Regions from separate parts of the Homo sapiens genome. Here region 1 is linked to region 2. Evidence: read pairs that join two places in POLR2A ChIA-PET (ENCODE). Cell type or tissue: PC-9. All regions are shown on one strand. Each heading gives the region's core, and the rest is flanking DNA. Links, peaks and the distances in the headings are about the cores only.

What was found. Peaks named below come from ENCODE experiments on the same cell type or tissue, not always from the same donor. Only the 100,000 strongest peaks of a DNase experiment are listed, where the experiment ranks them.
Region 1: POLR2A ChIA-PET joins it to region 2 with 5 read pairs; 4 of 35 experiments call an interaction of 5 or more read pairs at or near these places.

Annotation. Positions count from the first base shown.
Region 1 is chr2:135,947,567-135,952,566 of GRCh38, reverse strand. All of the region lies in intron 4 of DARS1 (aspartyl-tRNA synthetase 1), which reads left to right. Among named protein-coding and RNA genes, the nearest start is that of DARS1-AS1, 35 kb to the left of the region's middle. In PC-9, for the core only: no CTCF peak of the experiment used is centred there; DNase peaks (open chromatin) are centred at 2,936, 3,226 and 3,666; H3K4me3 peaks cover 2,089 bases; H3K27ac peaks cover 3,452 bases.
Region 2 is chr2:135,845,363-135,862,374 of GRCh38, reverse strand. MCM6 (minichromosome maintenance complex component 6) reads left to right here. Exons shown (of 17, transcript NM_005915.6): 9 at 2,933-3,074; 10 at 4,371-4,478; 11 at 5,492-5,647; 12 at 9,460-9,588; 13 at 10,812-10,973; 14 at 14,187-14,322; 15 at 15,983-16,138. Among named protein-coding and RNA genes, the nearest start is that of LCT, 17 kb to the right of the region's middle. In PC-9, for the core only: no CTCF peak of the experiment used is centred there; no DNase peak of the experiment used is centred there.

The sequences.
Region 1 (5,000 bases), core at 1-5,000, 95 kb before region 2:
AGAGGGGGATGAGGGAGAGATTGGTCAGTCTGTTCAAAATTACAGATAGGAAGAAGAGTAAGTTCTGGTGTTCTCTTGCACAGTAGGGTAACTATGGTTAACAATATTGCATATTTCAAAACAGCTGGAAGAGAGAATTTGGGAAGTTCTCACCACAAGGAAGTGATAAATGTTTGAGGTGATAGATATGCCAAATGCTCTGATTTGATTTTTACACGATGTGTACATATATGGAGACATCACACTGTACCTCATAAATATGTACAATTATGTGTCAATTTAAAAAAAAAAACTTCATTAATGGCATACTTTTTGAAAAGATGAGACGGAGTCTCACTCTTGTTGCCAAGGCTGGAGTGCAGTGGTGCAATCTCGGCTTACTGCAACCTCTGCCTCCCAGGTTCAAGCGATTCTCCTGCGTCAGCCTCCTGGGTAGCTGGGTAAATTACAGGCGCCCACCACCACGCCCAGCTAATTTTTGTATTTTTAGTAGAGACAGGGTTTCATCATGTTGGCCAGCCTGGTCTTGAACTCCTCACCTCAGGTGATCCACCCGCCTCAGCCTCCCAAAGTGCAGGGACTACAGGCATGAGCCACCAAGCCCGGCCAGTAACCTAACTTCTTAAAGGTAACAGTTTTATACTCGTTGAATGGTTAAGAAATACATAAATACTACAATAAATATAGCATTTTACCTTGAAAAAAATGTGCAGTTTGCTTGTGGAAGTGGGTATCAAAAGAAAGGCAGTTTGTAAGTTATTTTGAAGTGATGGAAGGAACAGTGTCTGAAATCAGAGGGAAAGTTGTAACACCAGATGTGGATGGGTATGGCTCATAACATGAGTTACAAGTAGATGTTTAAGGTGTGTGCATTTTGTATATTCCTGCATGGCCGAGTGCACCCAAGTGTTGTTGTCTGCATTGACCGAGTGTTCTCACTGATGAAATCTGGCATAGGCAAAAGCAAAATTCTCATTATACTCAAATTGTTCCCTAATGTGTCAACGATGTTGAAACAAATTCACATTTTCAAAACAAGCTTTATAGCAAAACTGTACTCTTGAAAGTGACAACAGGGTTTGCTAGTGAATGGATAAAACATGAATCTTATCTGTTTGCTTACAACTTATGTGTGGGGGTAAGGAAAATAATGAATTAGAAAATTACTGGTTTGAGAAACTAAGTGGAAGTGACACCATTAATCTGGAATAAATTGCCAACATGGACTGAGAGTACACATGACCCACTCTTTGGAACTGAGATGGGCTCATCTTCCCATATGGCACTTGGCCAAATATAGAGTAGACACCAAAGAGGAGTGAAGCTAGCCCCTTTAGCAAAGAAGAAGGCAAGTCCATTGGGCAGGCAGCCAGTAGTGTTTCCTAAGCTTAACTATATCGAGTTAATTGAAGAGAAGTTCCAGGCTTTTGAGTTTAGAAAAAGCCCAACAGGTTGTTTTACCCAATAATCCTCTGATTATAATTTCCACCAATCTGCCTCCCCCAGGCTGCCTCATTTTCCGTTGGACCTCATCAAGACTTCTAGTCTTTTTATCCATCTCCACATTCTCTCCCAGTCTTTTCAGCCTCTTCCTGACCTCATGTGGCCCCATGCTCCATTCCTGAAACTACGCTCTGCACCTTTATCCACTGTTCCCCGCCCCTTTGTTTCTCTTGCCCCACAAACACCCTACAAACTCCCCTGTCCCAAAGACTCCTGATTCCATCATCTAACACCAGGCTAGAGTATCCTGTGTGTTCATGGCATGACAACTGATTCCTATTCCTCAGCTGGGCCCACTAGTGTATATTCTACTTTATAATGAAAATAGAGGTTTATGGGCTGTGCCTGTGTTTTCGTTGTTTCACTGACCTCTTCAGGATCTCATTCCTCTTTATCTCTTAGTTTCTAAGTATAATTGGAAAGGCAAAATTTGGAAAGCACTGAGTTCCATTGCTTAGTATTCTACCACCCTTCTGTTATTATTAAAAACAGTACATCACCAACATCTAAACCAATTCTAGTGAGTTCTGTTGCTTAAATAAAACAAAAATCTTTACTTAGAAACTTGAGGATCAATGAAGCATGAGATAATTCAGAAGAATATTTAGTTAGTAACACATTCTCTTTGGGAAGCTAGCAGCTCAGTTAGTGAACGAGCTAACTATTCTGCCAGAATCTGGTTTGGAAAATAGTATGGAGAGAAATATGTCTGTGAGGAAAAGGCCATTTCTAATCTCCATTTAATTTTAATTCTGTCTTAGATCAGTTGTTATATATAAAATGCTTGGAGCTAGAGGAGTGCCTTAGGACTATTTGTTTATTTTCAAGATGTTTCGTTTCCATTTTGAATGTTACTGCCCAAAGAGACTGGACATTAAAGCATGTGAACTCATACACAACAAAGTGGGAGAAACAATGGTGTTTATATGTTAATTCCATGAAGCCCTATATTTAACTCTATTCCCTCTGGCCATATACCAGGTGGAAAAAAGCAAGGACTGTGCTATTAAAAATATCAAATCAGATAGTTCCAGCTGGGGTTTCTTAATCATTTAAAAGGCAAAATATGAGGTCACTTTTAATATCTTAAGTAGATAACGATCTTAGCATTTACTTTAGATATTAAATCTGAAGTGCTTATCTTTTGCCTTACTGGCTAGACAATACTACTAGCAGTTTCTAGCTTTGGAGTATTTTCCTTAAAAGAAACATTGGAATTTAATACGGAGCCAACTATTTTGCCTCAAATTGTCTGTCTTAGGAATATCCAATTCATCAATAGAGTAATCTAAAAAGTTGATTCACTAATTGGATTTAAGTGCCACAGGACTCTTCACACATTATTTTAATCAATTTGTTGGAAAGATCAATTTTCTCATGGATGAATGCATATAAAAATGAAGCAATTGAATGAGTTACATAGGAAGGTTGGCACATCTAATTCCCTAGAGGTTCTAGGAACAGGTTCTTAATTATATATCTGAAATGGTTTGAGGTTTTTAAATGAAATTTGTCTAGAAGCAGGAAGATGCAATACCCATCTATCCAGGCCTGTATTTCTGGATCCCCATCTTATCTAATATTTAATAGTTGATCCTGAAGTTGAGATATTATCCCTTTATTCTTTTAAAAAAAATTTTTTTGTATGTGTGCCATTTTAAAGTAATTAACAGAGTAGTTTGTGTTAGTTTTGGTTAAGTGTTATAAAGCCAGTTTTTTTTTAAAGGAAGTCCTGGAGGCCTTTTTGTATTGACTGTTAGAGAGGACAGTGAGTGTAAACACAAGTTTTTAAAGTTTAAAGTTACAGTGCCCACTATAAAGGACTACAATTAATGTGAAAAGTAGTTTTAAAGTTAAAATTTATATATCGCTGTTTGTGCTTATATAATACTTCCCACTCTCCCCAAACATAGAGGTATTCTGATTCTGAAAATAAGCCTTTTTTAGTACCATTATGTGTATACATATATATTTTATTTTATTTTTCTTTATATTAGTCATTGTGGTTAAATGATTTATTGGTAGCTGATGAGTCACAAGTATGTTTCTCATTCTCTAATGAGTCACCTAGCTACCTACAAGTTTGTTTATTTTCTTTCCTTTCTAGATCTTTCACCTAAAATAGGTGTTTTACTAGTTGGTAGGTTAAAATTTCAGTTTGCTACATTAACTTTTTTTTTTTTTTTGGAGACGGGAGACGGAGTCTCGCTTTGTCACCTAGGCTGGAATGCAGTGGCACAATCTTGACTCTCTGCAGCCTCTGCCTCCCAGGTTAAAGCGATTCTCTACCTCAGCCTCCCGAGTATCTAGGACTACAGGCACACGCTACCACGCCCAGCTAAATTTTTTTTGTGTACTTTTAGTGGAGACGGGGTTTCACCATGTTGGCCAGGCTGCTCTCAAACTCCTGACCTCAAGTGATCCACCCGCCCTGGCCTCCCAAAGTGCTGAGATTACAGGCATGAGCCACTGTACCCAGCCTACATTAACTATTAGATCTGGAAAATACCAAAATAATACTCAGAAGAAGTCTCATTGATTTTTACAAACTTGTATTTAGCACGTGCTCTGGTCCAGGTACTCTGCTGGGCTTGAGTATGCAAAGATTTATGTGTGTCATATATATCTTAGGAGAAGCTTAATTTTGGGAGAGGGCAAGGGAGATAAACAACTGCATGCAGAGGCAGGGTATACAGGTGCTGTGATAGGAGTGTATATTGTCTGTAGTTGAGGCCCAAAGAGAGGTGTGCATGTGGATACCCCTTGAGCATCCATATGGATAAGTTGGTGAATGTAGGCAAGGCCATTATACTGTTGTGTATTGCAACTCCTTGAACAGTTGCACCTACATTTTATACCTCTTTGTTGGAACAGGGTATTTATCTGTTAGAGGAAAAACAGCTTCTATTTTCAGTCCTGTCCACTGCAACATCTGTATTGAAAATTTGGATAATGCTAAAGGTGTGCTAAGAAAAAAAACGGGTCTAAAATCTGCTGTCAGAAATTTTCAGATCGTTTGTGGGATTAATTCTCCTGGGCTAAATATAACTTTGTATAAAACAATATGAAATTATTATTTAAAGATTTTGCTGAATTTCTACTAAGGTTGGCAACAACAGCAAAACATCAAGATACATCAGTGTTACTGGGGAAGGTAGTATGATTCCTGGACATTTGGGAAACTATTACTAAAGGGCCTATTATTTTCAGTTGTTGTTGTTTTTTTGTTTTTTTTTTTTTCACAGAAACTATAAAGCAATCTAGCAGCTCATGAGCTTCTAAGAATGAAAATGTATTATTTCATAGTGAGCTGATGATGCATTCTGAGATATTTAAATTTAGTTCTAATTTGTCAGTCTGTAACAGAACTGTCTAGTGCAATAATCATTAAATGATCTTATTAGCTATGTGATGGTAGTCTAATTACTTAACCTTGTAGAGTCTCAGTTTTCTCATCTGTAAAATGTTGATAATACCTACCGTGTAGGCCTTTGTGA
Region 2 (17,012 bases), core at 4,746-9,745:
CTTTGTAAAATATATTTGTATAAAATTTTATACAAATTTTATTATTTGTATAAAATTTTATACAAATTTTATTATTTGTATAAAATTTTATACAAATTTTATTATTTGTATAAAAATATGAATTATGTATTTTCATTATTGTAAATCATATTATACATACTTGTAATTTCAATTTTCTATAAACATTTTTTCCATGTTTCTTTTCGCATGGAAAAATCTCATGAGTTTGTCATTTTCACAATTGTCTTTTTTTGTTGGTATACTATAGCTTACAAAATCATTTTCTTAGCCCTGTTAAATTTAACAGGATAGTTTATTATAATAATTACCGATATAGATGCAGTGAACATCATAATGTTATATACATTTTTTGTTTGTTTCCTCTGGGTAAATTGCTAGATACAGGATTGTTGAGACTAAGAATACAAACATTTGTAAGGTTTTAAAATAGGATGTACTGGCCGGGTGCCATGGCTCACGCCTGTAATCCCAGCACTTTGGGAAATCAAGGCGGGCGGATCATGAGGTCAGGAGATGGAGACCATCCTGGCTAACACGGTGAAACCCCGTCTCTACTAAAAATACAAAAAATTAGCCAGGTGTGGTGGCGGGCGCCTGTATACAGTCCCAGCTACTTGGGAGGCTGAGGCAGGAGAATGGCGTGAACCCAGGAGGCGGAGCTTGCAGTGAGCCGAGATTGCGCCACTGCACTCCATCCTGGGCAACAGAGCAAGACTCCGTCTCAAAAAAAATAAAAATAAAATAGGATGTACTTTCCAAAGGGAATGCTGCTATGAGATATTTTATGTTAACTTTGTCAGTGTGAACACAATTTTTGACTGTTTTTAGAAGCTATAATAAATATTTGATTACTTTCAAACTTTTAAGAAACTTAGGGCCCAAAATAAAAGCAACAAGTTTCTGAGCACCTGCCATGTTCTCAGTGCTGTATATGTGTTATGTCTTACTCTAGCAGCACCCAGACAGGCATGTGTATTATTCCCTTTTTTTTTCAGAGAGTCACAACCTCTCCAAGCCTACAAGAAATTTGCCCACTTTCTTGTAGGTGAAAGGTGACACCGAGCCATGAATATTAAAATTCAGATACAGTTGCCTGCAAAACATGTGTACTTCATACTACATCAAGCTGCCTTTTCTTTGTTTTGGAAATTTGTAGCATAGTACCATTTTAGAATATTGAACATTTTTAGTTGGTTTGGAGTTTTATGATTAAATATTTCTTTTGAACATATCACAGACTGAGTTTTAGATTTTAAGATAGTAGTCCTGTGTTACAAAGGATTCTTTTTTTTTTCTTGTCATTCTTTCTCCCCCCTCAAAAAGAAAGATGTACTACAATGTTGCCTCTGGTAACAGTGTCATGTGGTATGTGACAGTCTTAGTGGATTCCATAGCATTTTCTATGTATAAAATCTGTATATAATGATAGTCGGAGTATCCCATCTGGCTGCCTTTTTTTCTTGCCTAATTGTCCTTGATTAGAGCCATCAGTATAATGTTGAATAGAAGTGGCAAGAGCAGACATCCATGTCTTATTCCTGATCTTAGGGGCAAAACATTCAGCCTTTCACCTTTAAGTTTGATGTTATCTGTGGGTTTTCATAGATGCCCTTTGTCAGGTTAAAGAAAAAACCCTTTATTAGACTTAGGAAAACCTCCTCTATTCCTGGTTTGTTTGGTTTTTGTAATGAAAAGGTGTTGGATTTTGTCAAATGCTTTTTCTACATCTGTTTAGGTGGTCATGTAGTTCTTTTATTAATTTAGCATATTGATTGATTTTCAGATGTTAAACCAATCTTGCATTTCTGGAATAAGCCCCATATCTAGTTTTGTTTTGTTTTATTTTTAATTGCAAGACCTTCTGATAGATGATTGTTGCTGTTTATTACTATTAAAGACTTCTTTTAAAATTGATGTTTTAGCTGGGCGCGGTGGCTCACGCCTGTAATCCCAGCACTTTGGGAGGCTGAGGTGGGTGGATCATGAGGTCAGGAGATCGAGACCGTCCTGGCTAACACAGTGAAACCCCATCTCTACTAAAAATACAAAAAAAATTAGCCGGGTGTGGTGGCGAGCGCCTGTAGTCCCAGCTACTCGAGAGGCTGAAGCAGGAGAATGGCATGAACCCAGTAGGCAGAGCTTGGAGTGAGCCAAGATCAAGCCACTGCACTCCAGCCTGGGTGACAGAGCAAGACTCTGTCTAAATAAATAAATTAATTAAATTAAAAAATAAATAAAATTGATGTTTTAGGCTAGGTGTGGTGGCTCACGCCTGTAATCCCAGCACTTTGGGAGGCCAAAGTAGGTGGATCACCTGAGGTCAGGAGTTCGAGACCAGCCTGGCCAACATGGTGAAACCCCATCTCTACTAAAAATACAAAAATTAGCCGGGCATAGTGGCGCACACCTGTAATCCCAGCAACTCGGGAGGCTGAGGCAGGAGAATCGCTTGAACCCATGTGGCAAAGGTTGCTGTGAGCTGAGATCACACCACTGTACTCCAGCCTGGGCGACAGAGCAAGACTGTGTCTCAATTAAAAAAAATTGATATTTTTATCAGGTATTAACTCTGAAAATACAAAAATTAGCCAGGCGTGATGGCCCACACCTGTAATCCTAGCTACTCGGGAGGCTGAGGCACGAGAATCGCCTGAACCTAGGAGGTGGAGGTTGCAGTGAGCTGAGATTGTGACACTGCACTCCAGTCTGGTGACAGAGCGAGACCCTCTCAAAAAAAAAAAAGAAAAGCCGAGGGAGAGAAACCTTCCCATTTAGTCTGTGGCATGTGTCTTCATGAATTGCTTAAGCTCTCAAATGTTCTTTCAGTAATTTAAACTCTTCTGCTGGTTTTCCTGGGAAGGGTGCTGTATAATCACATATTAATGAGTCTTTATGTGATAACCTTGAACAGGCACGTGGAGGAGTTCAGCCCCAGAGCTGTCTACACCAGTGGTAAAGCGTCCAGTGCTGCTGGCTTAACAGCAGCTGTTGTGAGAGATGAAGAATCTCATGAGTTTGTCATTGAGGCTGGAGCTTTGATGTTGGCTGATAATGTAAGAACATTTTACACTCTTCAGTATAAAGAAGTCAGAATACCCCTACCCTATCAGTAAAGGCCTATAAGTTACCATTAAAAAGATGTCCTTAAAAACAGCATTCTCAGCTGGGCGCGGTGGCTCACACCTTTGTCCCAGTACTTTGGGAAGCCGAGGTGGGTGGATCACCTGAGGTCAGGAGTTCGAGACCAGCCTGGCCAACATGGCGAAAACCCATTTTCTCTACTAAAAATACAAAAATTAGCCGGGCATGGTGGCGGGTGCTTGTGGTCCCAGCTACTCAAGAGGCTGAGGTGGGAGGATCACTGAGCCCAGGAGGTGGAGGCTGCATTGAGCCAAGATTGTGCCACTGCACTCCAGCCTGGGTGACAGAGCGAGACTCTGTCTCAAAAAAACCAAAACAAAAAAAACCCAGCATTCTTTAGTAAATAATTCATAGTTTTCTTCATCTAGAATTTAAAATTGTGATAGTTGATCAGCATGTCCTGAGCACGTGTGTTTGCTGTTACTAGTTTAGATCGGTAGATGTGTATATAAGTTATAGGTATAAAATCAATCCTGAGTTGACACAAGGTTTTGATGTTGAGTACAAGTACAGTAAGTGTATATTTTTAGTTATGCTCTTAGTTTTAAGTCAATTGTGTGGTTCTTTCTAGCTTTAGGATCTGTTGAATTATCTTCCTTAGAAAAGGGAGTTAAGAATCTTCACTTACCTATCTTCTACTTGTTTGGAGAATAGAAGAGTCCCTGTGGTAGCAGACTTTGTGAGTTTACTTGTAATTTTCCATCTGAAAGACTGTTCTTGTTTTTCGTGATGAAGTCTTGCTCTGTCGCCCAGGCTGGAGTGCAGTGGTGCAACCTTGGCTCACTGCAACCTCTGCCTCCCGGGTTCAAGCAATTCTCCTGCCTCAGCCTCCCGAGTATCTGGGATTACAGGTGCACACCACCACACCTGGCTAATTTTTGTATTTTCAGTAGAGACGGGGTTTCACCATGTTGGCCAGGCTGGTCTCGAACTCTTGACCTCATGATCAGCCCACCTCAGCCTTCCAAAGTGCTGGGATTACAGGTGTGAGCCCCCACACTCGGCCGTTGTTGTTTTTTAAGAGACAGGGTCTCACTCTGTCACCTAACCTGGAGTACAGTGGCAATCATGGCTCACTGTAACCTCAAATGCCCGGCCTTAGTGAAGCGTTCTTCCTGCCTTGGCCTCCCAAAGTGCTGGGATTACAAGTGTGAGCCATGCATCCAGCTTGAAAGACAGCTTCTTAGGCTTGATTTGTTTGGTTACAGGGTGTGTGTTGTATTGATGAATTTGATAAGATGGACGTGCGGGATCAAGTTGCTATTCATGAAGCTATGGAACAGCAGACCATATCCATCACTAAAGCAGGAGTGAAGGTATGTGTTATCTACTTCTGTTCTGCTGCATCGTCCATAGCCTTGTTGATTAATGTAGTACTAGAGAAGTTCACCTGGATAAAATTCATTACTTCAGTGTGTAATGCTGTTCATTAAAATGGAAAATACAGCCCTGAGAATTATTTATTGAAACTATAAATGTTGTTTAGAGTACTGTGTAAATGTATTGCCATGATAATAGAGGAAAATGTCCATGAACAAAGCTTTTATTTTCTTTGATAAAGCATGCTCCAATTATAACAAAAATAACCAAAGATCAACAGATTGATTATATATGTATATATTTATTTATATTAACAGAGTATTTAAATGAAAATAAGTATGACAGTATAACCAACACTAGGGAGAATCTAAACTTTAAAAGCTACAGATTCAAGTAGCTTTTAAGCAGTACACAATTGTAAATTGAAAAGACAACTCTTTCCCTGCAACTCCCAGCAACAGTAGATACTTAGAGGTATCTAATGGATAAAAAGGAATTTTAGGAGGAGGAAAATAAGGCATCTATTGAGTTTGTGCCCCTTTTAGGAATATTTTGTACATAAGCATAATACTGACAATTTCATTCCTGCTGGTTTAACTTCATAATTTTATTTTGGCAATCTTTTACCAGCACATATTAGATCAACTTTGGTTTTTTATTAATTTCCCATATTCAATTGTGTATACCACAGCTTGATTCTTTAGACTCCTGTTGAGTGACATTTGGTTCATTTTCAGTGTTTTGTATTACAAACAAAATTGTAGTAAGCATCCTTGAACGCAACATCCTTTTATATTTGGCTATAAGAGAAATTTCTAACAAATTGATGTCTTCAATGGTGTGCACATCATACCACCAAAATCACATAGGAGTTCCTGTTTATGTGAAAAAGGGTATGTCATTATTTTGGTTTGTGTTTAGTTAATTATGGGTGAGATTGAACATGTTGTTATATATTTATTGGCTGATGTCTATTTAAATCTGTTAAGATTCTTTCTTTTGTGGTCAGGCTACTCTGAACGCCCGGACGTCCATTTTGGCAGCAGCAAACCCAATCAGTGGACACTATGACAGATCAAAATCATTGAAACAGAATATAAATTTGTCAGCTCCCATCATGTCCCGATTCGATCTCTTCTTTATCCTTGTGGATGAATGTAATGAGGTAACCCCATGAGCTTCCTTTTTTATTTCCAGTTGGAGTAATCGAGTGAGACAAGGCTGGAAGATACACTGCTCAACAGCTGGTGCATGTATGTGCACCAGCCTTTGATTTCCCTCAGGGTGGCACAGGATCGGACAAAGGGTTTAGTAAGCAACTCAAAATAAAGTCATTTGAATTGCCTCTTCCACTTAATTGTGTTCAAGAATTAAGTTTTCAGGTTTTGTTACTATTTATTTCTCAAAAGGAAACAAGTTACAGTTAACTTCCAACCACACTTTTTATTTTTTTAAACAGCCTCTCACTGGAGACTGGGCTGGAGTGCAGTGGCACAGTCTTGGCCTACTGCAACCTCCACTTCCAAGGTTCAAGCGATTCTTGAGTCTGAGCCTCCCAAGTAGCTGGGATTACAGGCATGTAACACCATGCGTGGCTAATTTTTATATTTTTAGTACAGACAGGGTCTCACCATGTTGGTCAGGCTGGTCTTGAACTCCTGGCCTCCAGTGATGCACACCCACCTCAGCCTCCCAAAATGTTGGGACTATAGGTGTGAGCCACTGTACCTGGCCCCAACCACACTCTTAAGATTTTTATACAATTTTTTGTTTTGTTGATTGGGCTTTTATTTTATTTTTCAGTCACCTTGAAAAAAACTGGGATGCCAAAGAAATTTCTTTTCTTCTTCTTTTTTTTAATCATGAGTCATTTATCTTTGTATTTTTTCCTATCAAGTTGCTGAATGTATTTTACCTTTTTTTCTCACTTTTAAGATTGAGTGAAAAAATGTAGATTTACTTGGATTCTGATATGTTAGTTTAATTATTAGAGTTATGTGTACTTAAATATTTAATAATGCACTTCAGATGCCCACAGAACTATAAAATGACAGTTTGTAGGAACTAATATTTTAGGCTGTACTTTTTAAATCATTCAGCATTGAGGTTCTACATTTTATTGGGTACAGTGCACAGCTCTTTGTTACAGTGGAACTTTAAATATTATCTAAATAAAAGTAGCCTTCCATTTTGTGAGTGTTTGGAGGGCTTGGATTTTTATTTATTTATTTTTTAAAGACAAAGTCTTACTCTGTCACCCAGGCAGTGCCACAGTCATAGCTCACTGCAGCCTCAATCTCCTGGGTTCCAGTGATCCTCCTGCCTCAGCCTCCCAAGTAGCTGAGACTACAGCTCTGTACCACCATGCCTGGTTAATTTTTTCATCCTTTTGTAGCAACGGCAACAAGTTCAAGACCCGTGTTGGTCTTGAACTCTTGGCCTCAAACCACCTTACCACCTCAGCCTCCTGAATAGCTAAGATTGTAGGCCTGCACCATCACACCTGGTTTGGTTTGGTTTGGTTTGGTTTGGTTCACTTTTTTTCCCTTCACAAGAGAGACATATTTAATTACCAGATAATTGAGTTGTCTGATTTTCATACATTTATGTTTGTTCATGATTCATTAAAGTAGCTTTAGTAGCAGATCAAGTTATAAACCTTTAAAAGATCAATTTATAAACCTTTAAAACATTCAAGATTTTTTTAAAACTGTTTTCTTTAGTTTTGTTTTGTTTTGTGACGGAGTCTCACTCTGTTGCCCAGACTGGACTGCAGTGGCACAATCTTGGCTCACTGCAACCTCCGCCTCCTAGGTTCAAGTGATTCTTCTGCCTCAGCCTCCTGAGTAGCTGGGATTATAGGCGTGTGCCACCACGCCTGGCTAATTTTGTGTATTTTTACTAGAGACAGGGTTTCACCATGTTGGCCAGGCTGGTCTCAAACACCTGACCTCAGTTGATCCACCGACCTCAGCCTCCCAAAGTGTTGGGATTACAGGTGTGAGCCACCGCGCCCGGCTTGTTTTGTTTTTGAGACAGGGTCCCACTCTTTCCTGCAGTGGCGTGATCATGGCTCACTGCAGCCTCAGCCTCCTGGGCTAACACAATCCTCCCACCTCAGCCTCCCGAGTAGCTGGGACCACACATGTACACCATTGTGTCTGGCTGACTTTTGAGTTTTTTGTAGAAACAGGATTTTGCCATGTTGCCCAGGCTGGCTGCAAACTCCTGAGCTCAACCAGTCTGCCCACCTCAGCTTCCCAAAGTGTTGGGATTATAGGCATGTGCCACCATACCTGGCCAAAAAGCCTTTTCTTTTTCTTTTTCTTTTTCTTTTTCTCTTTTTTTTTTTTTTTTTTTTTTGAGATGGAGTCTCGCTCTGTTACCCAGGCTGGAGTGCAGTGCTGCCGTCTCACCTCACTGCAACCTCCGCCTCTCAGGTTCAAGTAATTCTCCTGCCTCAGCCTCCTGAGTAGCTGGGATCACAGGCGTGTGCCACCATGCCCGGCTAATTTTTGTATTTTTAGTAGAGACGGGGTTTCACTTTATTGGCCAGGCTGGTCTCAAACTCCTGACCTCAGGTGATCCCGTCTTGGCCTCCCAACGTGCTGAGGTTACAGGCGTGAGCCACCGGGCCCAGCCTGTTTTATTTTAGTTATTTATTTTGAGACAGGGTCTGGCTGTATTGCCCAGGCTGGAGTGCAGTGGCATGATCTCAGTTCACTGCAACCTCTGCCTCCTGGGCTCAAGCCAGCCTCCCACCTCAGCCTCCTGAGCAGCTGGAACTACAGGTGCAGGCCCCCATGCCCAGCTAACTTTTGTATTTTTTGTAGAGACCGAGTTTTGCCGTGTTGCCTGGACTGGTCTTGAACTCCTGAGCTCAAGCTATCCACCAGCCTTGGCCTCTCAAAGTGCTAGGATTACAGGCATGAGCCACTGTGTTCCGCCCAGACAACTTCTTAATTAGAAATAATTTCAAGCTTACAGAAAAGTTGCAAGAAATGGAATAGTGCATAGAACACCCATATACCCTTTACGTGATTCACATAATAACATTTTACCCTGTTTGCTTTATTGCTTACTGTCTGTATATATCTGCACACTTTTTTCCTGAACCATTTGAGAGCAAGTTGCATATTTTGGGGTCTTTTTTTTTTTTCCAGTATTCTGGGATGAATATCTTCAAAATTTAGTGGCTAAGAGCACAGTCTCTGAAGCTAGACTATTCAAATCCTGGCTCCACTACTTAACTGTGACCTTGGATAAATTACTTAACCTTCCTAGGCCTCAATTTGCCCATGTATAAAATGGGGATAATATCATTTACCTAATAAAATTTTTGTGAGGATTGCATAAGTTAATTCTTCTAAGACCTGCCTAAGAGAACAGTGTCTCATACACTGAGGGCCCTATAAATGTTAGTTCTGCTATTTTTGTTGTTTTGTTTTTGAGATAAGGCTTACTCTGTTGCCCAGGCTGGAGTGCAGTGGTGCAATCATGGCTTCACTGCCCCTTCAACCTCCTGGGCTCAAGTGATCCTCCTGCCTCAGCCACCTGAGTAGCTGGGATTACACATGTGCACCACCATGCCCAGCTAGTTTTTTTGTAGAGACAGGGAGGGTCTCAGTTTGTCGCCCTGACTGGTCTCAAACTCTTGACCTCAAGCTCTTCTCTCACATCAGTCTCCCAAAGTGTTGGGATTACAAGTGTGAGCCACTGCACTTTACCCTACTATTGTTTTTAAAGCCAATCAATTCCTTCAGGTATAGTTTTAGAGTGGGGCAATGGTATACATTTAAACGTTTGATTTTAAATCCACCTGTTCCCAAACTTTCATCAGAAACTTGGTACCCATTAATACTTCTTTAAGTGGTATATTAGAGCTTGTTTTTGGCGATAAATCATTTCTTATTGCCTGGGATAGTCTGGAGAAGATATTGCTGTGACTATCAAAGTGATTTTTTTGTTTTGAATTAGGTTACAGATTATGCCATTGCCAGGCGCATAGTAGATTTGCATTCAAGAATTGAGGAATCAATTGATCGTGTCTATTCCCTCGATGATATCAGAAGATATCTTCTCTTTGCAAGACAGTTTAAACCCAAGGTAACCTACCCTTTTGTACTGGGATAAGGTATAATGGGTATATTAAAGTGGAATTTAAGTAAGTGTGTTATATGGAAATTAACTGAACCTGTCATCTACCTTAGTTCCTAAATTTTACAACTTTTTTTTTTTTTCTGGAACAGCAATTTGTTTTTTCAGAGAGGGCTGAGAAAGGGAACTGTAAAAAAAATTCTGAATAATTCCATTATTTGTTTGGTGGTAATAAAAAGATTTGTATGGGAGAAGAGTTTTGGATAACTGGATAATCTAGAACATTCTTTTATTTCAAACATTACTAAGAACGTTAAAATTGTTTATGCGCCTAAATCAATAGTTGAATCTTTCTTTGAAGGAAACATTGGATTCATCTAGGCCATTATGATAAATATAAATTACTGTTTTACAGTGATTGATGCATTGTATTGGACTAACTCTGTTCTGGACCCAGGATTCTTACCTGGACATAAACCCCCAAATGCTTGGCATTTTCCCAAAATAGGGTATGAAAAGGAAAAAAAATACTCATTCTGGTTGAGATTTTCACACTGTTGGCTAACTTGACTTCTGGAAGGTGTTACTAGGTATTGATCATTTATCATCTTCACTTGATTATTCATGAGATTGCAGTTGGCTCTCACTGTCCCAAAGAAATTTAATCATTTAAAACTAAGGATTATGGGTGATTCTTGTGTAAAAAAGAGCATCTGTTCTCCATTACTGCATACTGATATACTGATCCCTCTGTAACCTTGGCATGCTTCCTTAATATGGTGAATTCCTTGCTCTGAAAAGCTGAGGATCCTTTAGATATAAAGTTTATTGAAACAGCTTTTTTTTCCCTGCAAAGAGTGTGAGTTAATTAATTGAGCCTCAAATACTGAGCATTAATTTATTTAATGAGCACTGACATCCTGAGGTGTAAAAGACATTACATCTTGTTCCATTGCTTCAGCTTGTTAAGCAGCTTTTAGAAATGGTCATTTGCTTAAATACTAAGCCTTTTTTCAGGTTCATAAAATTAGTAACATGGAATTCACAAGCCTCCTTAATATTAGTTTCTTTTGAAAGACATTACAATAGTAATTTATTGTCACTGGCTTCTCAAAGTTTCAACCCTCTCAGGTTCCCTAAATGTTTCCACCTGGAAGGCTCTTAAACTTAGGTTTACCGTAGCTCTCATCAAATAGAAATGTTTCTCTAACTTGAGTGATGATCTGAAACAGATTTCCAAAGAGTCAGAGGACTTCATTGTGGAGCAATATAAACATCTCCGCCAGAGAGATGGTTCTGGAGTGACCAAGTCTTCATGGAGGATTACAGTGCGACAGCTTGAGAGCATGATTCGTCTCTCTGAAGCTATGGCTCGGATGCACTGCTGTGATGAGGTATCAGAGTCACTTTGATATGATGAGAGCAGAGATAAACAGATTTGTTGCATGTTTTTAATCTTTGGTATGGGACATACTAGAATTCACTGCAAATACATTTTTATGTAACTGTTGAATGCTCATACGACCATGGAATTCTTCCCTTTAAAGAGCTTGGTAAGCATTTGAGTGTAGTTGTTAGACGGAGACGATCACGTCATAGTTTATAGAGTGCATAAAGACGTAAGTTACCATTTAATACCTTTCATTCAGGAAAAATGTACTTAGACCCTACAATGTACTAGTAGGCCTCTGCGCTGGCAATACAGATAAGATAATGTAGCCCCTGGCCTCAAAGGAACTCTCCTCCTTAGGTTGCATTTGTATAATGTTTGATTTTTAGATTGTTCTTTGAGCCCTGCATTCCACGAGGATAGGTCAGTGGGTATTAACGAGGTAAAAGGGGAGTAGTACGAAAGGGCATTCAAGCGTCCCATCTTCGCTTCAACCAAAGCAGCCCTGCGTTTTCCTAGTTTTATTAATAGGTTTGATGTAAGGTCGTCTTTGAAAAGGGGGTTTGGCTTTTTTTTACAGTGTGACTGAGGTATAATTTATAAAAAGGGAAATGTATGGCATGGTGAGTTTTTTCACATACATCCTTGTGAATACCCAGCTCAAGATCCAAAACATTTCCATAATTTCAGAAAGTTCCAAACCCCTGCCTCTTTTCAGTCTTAGCCCTCTTCCCCTGAAGTAACCACTGTTCCGACTTCAATCACTACTTTTATCCCACAGGTTAATTTTTTGGCTTTTTTCCACTAAATTTTCAAATTCTTTGATATGGTACTTTACTATTGACGAAGTACTTTCACACTAGGTTATTTAATATTCTTTGATTCACCCAATATTTAGGGAACACCTGTAGGGGACAAAAAATGAATGAGAGCCCCTGCCTTCCATTGCTGCTAATCTGGTGGGAACGAGACATGTATTTAATTAAGCATGTAAAAAATAGAGTGGGTGATGAAATAATCTATATACTAAATCCCCATGACACACAGTTTACCTATGTAACAAACCTGCATGTGTACCCCCGAACCTAAAATATAAGTTGGAAATTAAAAAAAAACGAGAGGGAGAATAGAGCATCACAACCAGAGTGCTGAGATGAATTACTTTATTACCAAAGAAGGAGGAGGACTCAGGGAGGTGCCGACGTTTAAACCCAGTCACTGAAGGGTGTGCAGAATTTGGATAGGCAAGATACCCTGGGACAAGGTCATTCTAAAACCATGCTAACATTTGTACTTTTTTTTTCATTGTGATAGTTCCTGAAATGAGTTGCATAAAACTGGTACATGTCTTAGGGCAGTCTCTAATTGATTTTTATTTTGTTCTATTTTTAAAAATTAGTCTTCAAATAGCAGATTCACATGATATTAAAATATATGCACATAAATTATATACACAAATATATTTTCTGAATGAAATTTAGTATCTGCATATATTTAAGAGCTATTTCTGTCTCATATGTTCATAATCTTCATCCATTAAAAAAACTTTTGTTAGGCCTTTCTCACTCTAAGATTATAAAAAATTCTCCCATTATTTACCTAGCTAGTTTTCTAGTTGTTCCAAAACCATTTATTGAACAATCCATCTTTTTGACACTGGTTTGGCATGCCTTAATTATATATTCTTGTGTGTGTTAGGATCTCCTTTTGGACTTTCCATTCTGTTCATTGAGTCTTATCAGCTCCTCTTACATTGGTACCATGATGTTTTAATCTATGGGGCTTTGTAGTTTAAATGTAGGGCTAGTTCCAGCGCATTGTTCTCTATCAGCTGTTAGGAACTTAGAAATCAGCTTGCTCTGTTTTAAAGAAAAACCTGGTATTTTTTTATCAGTATAACATTCTATTTATATTAACTTGAAGAATTGAAAACATCTATGATTTTTCCTATTCAGTAACGTATCACTTAGAATAGGTTAGGTTGTACTACTATAAAATCTCAGCTGCATAAAACAATTTTTTTTTGCTTGTGCTACACATCCATTAGGTCATCAAGGGACTCACCTTGTCAAGTTACTCAGAGATTCAGGCTGATATAAAGGTTTGATCTTGACATACGCTTTCATGATGACAGAAAGCAGGGAAGAGAAGGTGGTGAGCCATGTGCTTTCTCCCCCTTCTATCCAGAAATGACACATACTCACATTTCATTCGCCAGAGAAATTAACATGGCCCCTCCTAAGTTCAAATGGATAGAGAAATGCCTTCCTACCAGGTGCCCAGAATTAGAAGAGCAAACATTTGTGAACAGTTCTGAGTACCACAAATACCGTTATCTTTCCACTTAAGTCTTCTGTTTCACTCAGTAGTGCTTTAAACTTTTCTTCATATGTTTTTCAGTGTTTCTTGTTGAATTTCTTGATATTTTATCATGTTTGTTCGTACTGGGAGTAGCCTTTTTTTCCATTTCATTTTCTGGCTGGTTTCATTGCTGGTTGTTTTTTTGTTTTGTTTTGTTTTTGAGATGGAGTCTCACTCTGTCGCCCAGGCTGGAGTGCAGTGTCACAATCTCGGCTCACTGCAACCTCTGCCTCCCAGGTTCAAGCGATTCTTCTTTCTCAGCCTCCTGAGTAGCTGGGATTACAGGCATGTGCCACCATGCCCAGCTAATTTTTTATATTTTTAGTAGAGATGGGGTTTCTCCATGTTGGTCAGGCTGGTCTCAAACTCCCAATCTCAGGTGATCCGCCTGCCTCTGCCTTCCAAAGTGCTGGGATTATAGACATGAGCCACCGTGCCTGGCCTAGTTCTTATGGGATGTATATGTCTTTGGATTCATATGATATGTATATATGTTTATATTTCTACAAGTACATACCTAGGAGTGGAATTGTTGGGTCATAGGTTAATGCATGTTTTTCTGCCAAACAGTTGTGTCAATTTCTGTTTTCACCGCTGTGAATGAGAGTTGTTCTACCTTCTTGACAACACTTGATATTGTCAGTCATTTTAGCCATTCTGGTGAATTTATAGTGCTATTTCTGTGTGTGTAAGAGAGAGAATGAGAGAGGGTGTTTGTGAGAAAACCAAAGCAACACTGTGAGAGTGTGTGTGTTTGTGAGAAAACCAAAATACATACTACTGTGATTTCATTGGGAGAAAATCTGTTTGGTATATCAAAAAAAGTAGCTTAATTACTTCATCATTATTGGTTTAGGTCCAACCTAAACATGTGAAGGAAGCTTTCCGGTTACTGAATAAATCAATCATCCGTGTGGAAACACCTGATGTCAATCTAGATCAAGAGGAAGAGATCCAGATGGAGGTAGATGAGGGTGCTGGTGGCATCAATGGTGAGATACTTGTTCATGTGACTGTTTTGGAGTTAGGGACCAAAACATTTTCTGAGATGTCATGTGGTAGAAGTACACCTGCTGTTGGCTAATAGTCTATGGTAGCAAAACGGAAAAAGCAGATACTGAATTCTATTCACTGTTTACAAGTTAAAATGAAATTAAATAGTTGATATAAAATATATATACTTGGCTGGGCACGGTGGCTCTCGCCTATAATTCCAGCACTTTGGGAGGCTGAGATAGGTGGATCACAAGGTCAGGAGTTTGAGACCACCCTGGCCAATATGGTGAAACCCCTTCTCTACTAAAAATGCAAAAATTAGCCAGGCGTGGTGGCGGCTGCCTGTAGCCCCAGCTACCTGGGAGGCTGAGGCAGGAGAATCACTTGAACCCGGGAGGCGGAGGTTGCAGTGAGCTGAGATTGTGCCACTGCACTCCAGCCTGGGTGACAGAGCGAGACTCTGTCTCAAAAAATACATAGATATTTGAAAGACTAAAAGAAAAGGCAGCAAAATGGTGATAATAGACATAAATCCCCTGGGTTTTACCCTTATTTGTATTGTTGTTTTGCTTCTGAATTGAAAACATTTTTTCAAGCACATTAGAACAGAAAAATACTAGAAATTTTATTTATTTTGAGATGGGGTCTCATTCTGTCACCCAGGCTTGAATGCCTTGGTACACTCATGGCACTGCAGCCTTAACTTCCTGGGCTCAAGCAGTCCTTCTCCCTATCCTCTCTAATAGCTGGGACATATGCCCACGCCACCACTCCTGGCTAATTTTTTGAGAATTTTTTCTAGAGACAGGATCTCGCCATATTGCCCAGACTGGTAGAATTTTTTATTTTGTATATAATACTGCAAGTGGACTTTCAGATTGTGAAATCTTTATATCTCTGATCCCTCACGTTCCTCCCAAGTTAGTTTTTGTCTTTACTAGTAGAGTTTATACATTTGCTTCTAATTTATTTGAAAATTCTTATATGCTATGTATAACTGTATGCATGTTTTTTTTTGTTTGTTTTTTGTTTTTTTTTATTTTTGAGATGGAGTTTTGCTTTTGTTGCCCAGGCTGGAGTACAATGGTGCAATCTCATCTCACTGCAACCTTTGCCTCCCGGGTTCAAGCAATTCTCCTGCCTCAGGCTTCCGAGTAGCTGGGATTACAGGCACCCACCACCACACCCAGCTAATTTTTGTATTTTTAGTATAGACAGGATTTCACCATGTTGGCCAGGCTGGTCTCAAACTCCTGACCTCAGGTGATGTGCTTCCCTTGGCCTTGCAAAGTGCTGGGATTACAGGTGTGAGCCACTGCACCTAGCCGGTTTATTTTGTTTTTCATTTTTATTTTTTGGCAGAGGAGATCATGTGGGAATGTATGCTTGTTTTAAAATTAGTGTTAAGGCTGGATGTGGTGGCCCACACCTGTAATCCCAGCACTTGGGAGACCAAGACAGGAGGATCAGTTGAGTCCGGTAGTTCGAGACCAGCCTGGGCAGCATAGCAAGACCCTGTCTCTAAAACAAATAATAATAATAATTTTTAAAAGTGAAAAAAATCAGTATTAAATGTAAGTAGTGTATTTGTAAATGCTTGACAAGGGGATGTTAAGGGCACAAAAATAAGATTCAGGTGGTCAATTTTTCACTTAGGTCATGCTGACAGCCCTGCTCCTGTGAACGGGATCAATGGCTACAATGAAGACATAAATCAAGAGTCTGCTCCCAAAGCCTCCTTAAGGCTGGGCTTCTCTGAGTACTGCCGAATCTCTAACCTTATTGTGCTTCACCTCAGAAAGGTGGAAGAAGGTGAGGCTTACCTGGTACTGCTTACATGCTCGGTCACTTCTGTAAGCTCTGTTCACATAGGCCACTTGTGATTGCCAAACTTCGTGTTGTTCTGTCGGAAGAGAGGATAAGTTGTTAGATAAACTCACTTTAGCAAAGTAAATTTGTGGAGTATCAGCATACCTGCCAGCCTGAACATTTCTTCACAAGCTTATTGTCAGGCAAAGCTTTGTAGGTCCTTCTTTTTAACATTCTGGGCCTATTTTAATAATTTTGGGACCTGATAACATATGAAGCAGCACATACAAATGTTTTTACAAATGCAAAATTACTATTCCCTTACAATGGTTCTGTTTAAAACAGCTGGACCCCTAGGGTATATTTTAACAGTAATTAATTGAGCCTAGAAATCTATACTATCAAAAGGCCATTGCAGACTAGAAATGGAGTAAAATCCTCATGTAGTTATTGGTAAAGTGTGGCGTCTGGACACTAGTACGCTTCCTACCCTTAACTGCTTTACCATGCTATTCAAAGTTTTATCACCCTATAGTTAACTACAAAGCAGAAGGAAAAATGATGAATTCAAGATGTTGAACCTAAACTTCTACTTGATAGTTAAGCATCAGATAATTCTTGATTAAAAGCCCCAAGGATGGCTTGTGCTGGCTTTCTGGAATATTTTGTCATCACAGTATTTGCTCTGCTATGAAAGAAGAGAACAAGAGATTGTAGTTTCTGCCCTTGTTCCCCTGGGAACTTTAGACCAGTAGGAGAGAAGGCAACAAAGTGGCCACTAGGACGCCTCAGCTTTTGTCCTCATTCGCGTCTCACACAAAATGATTTGGGAACTCAAGGTGTTCTTGATTCATGTTATATGTCATTATTCTCTTTC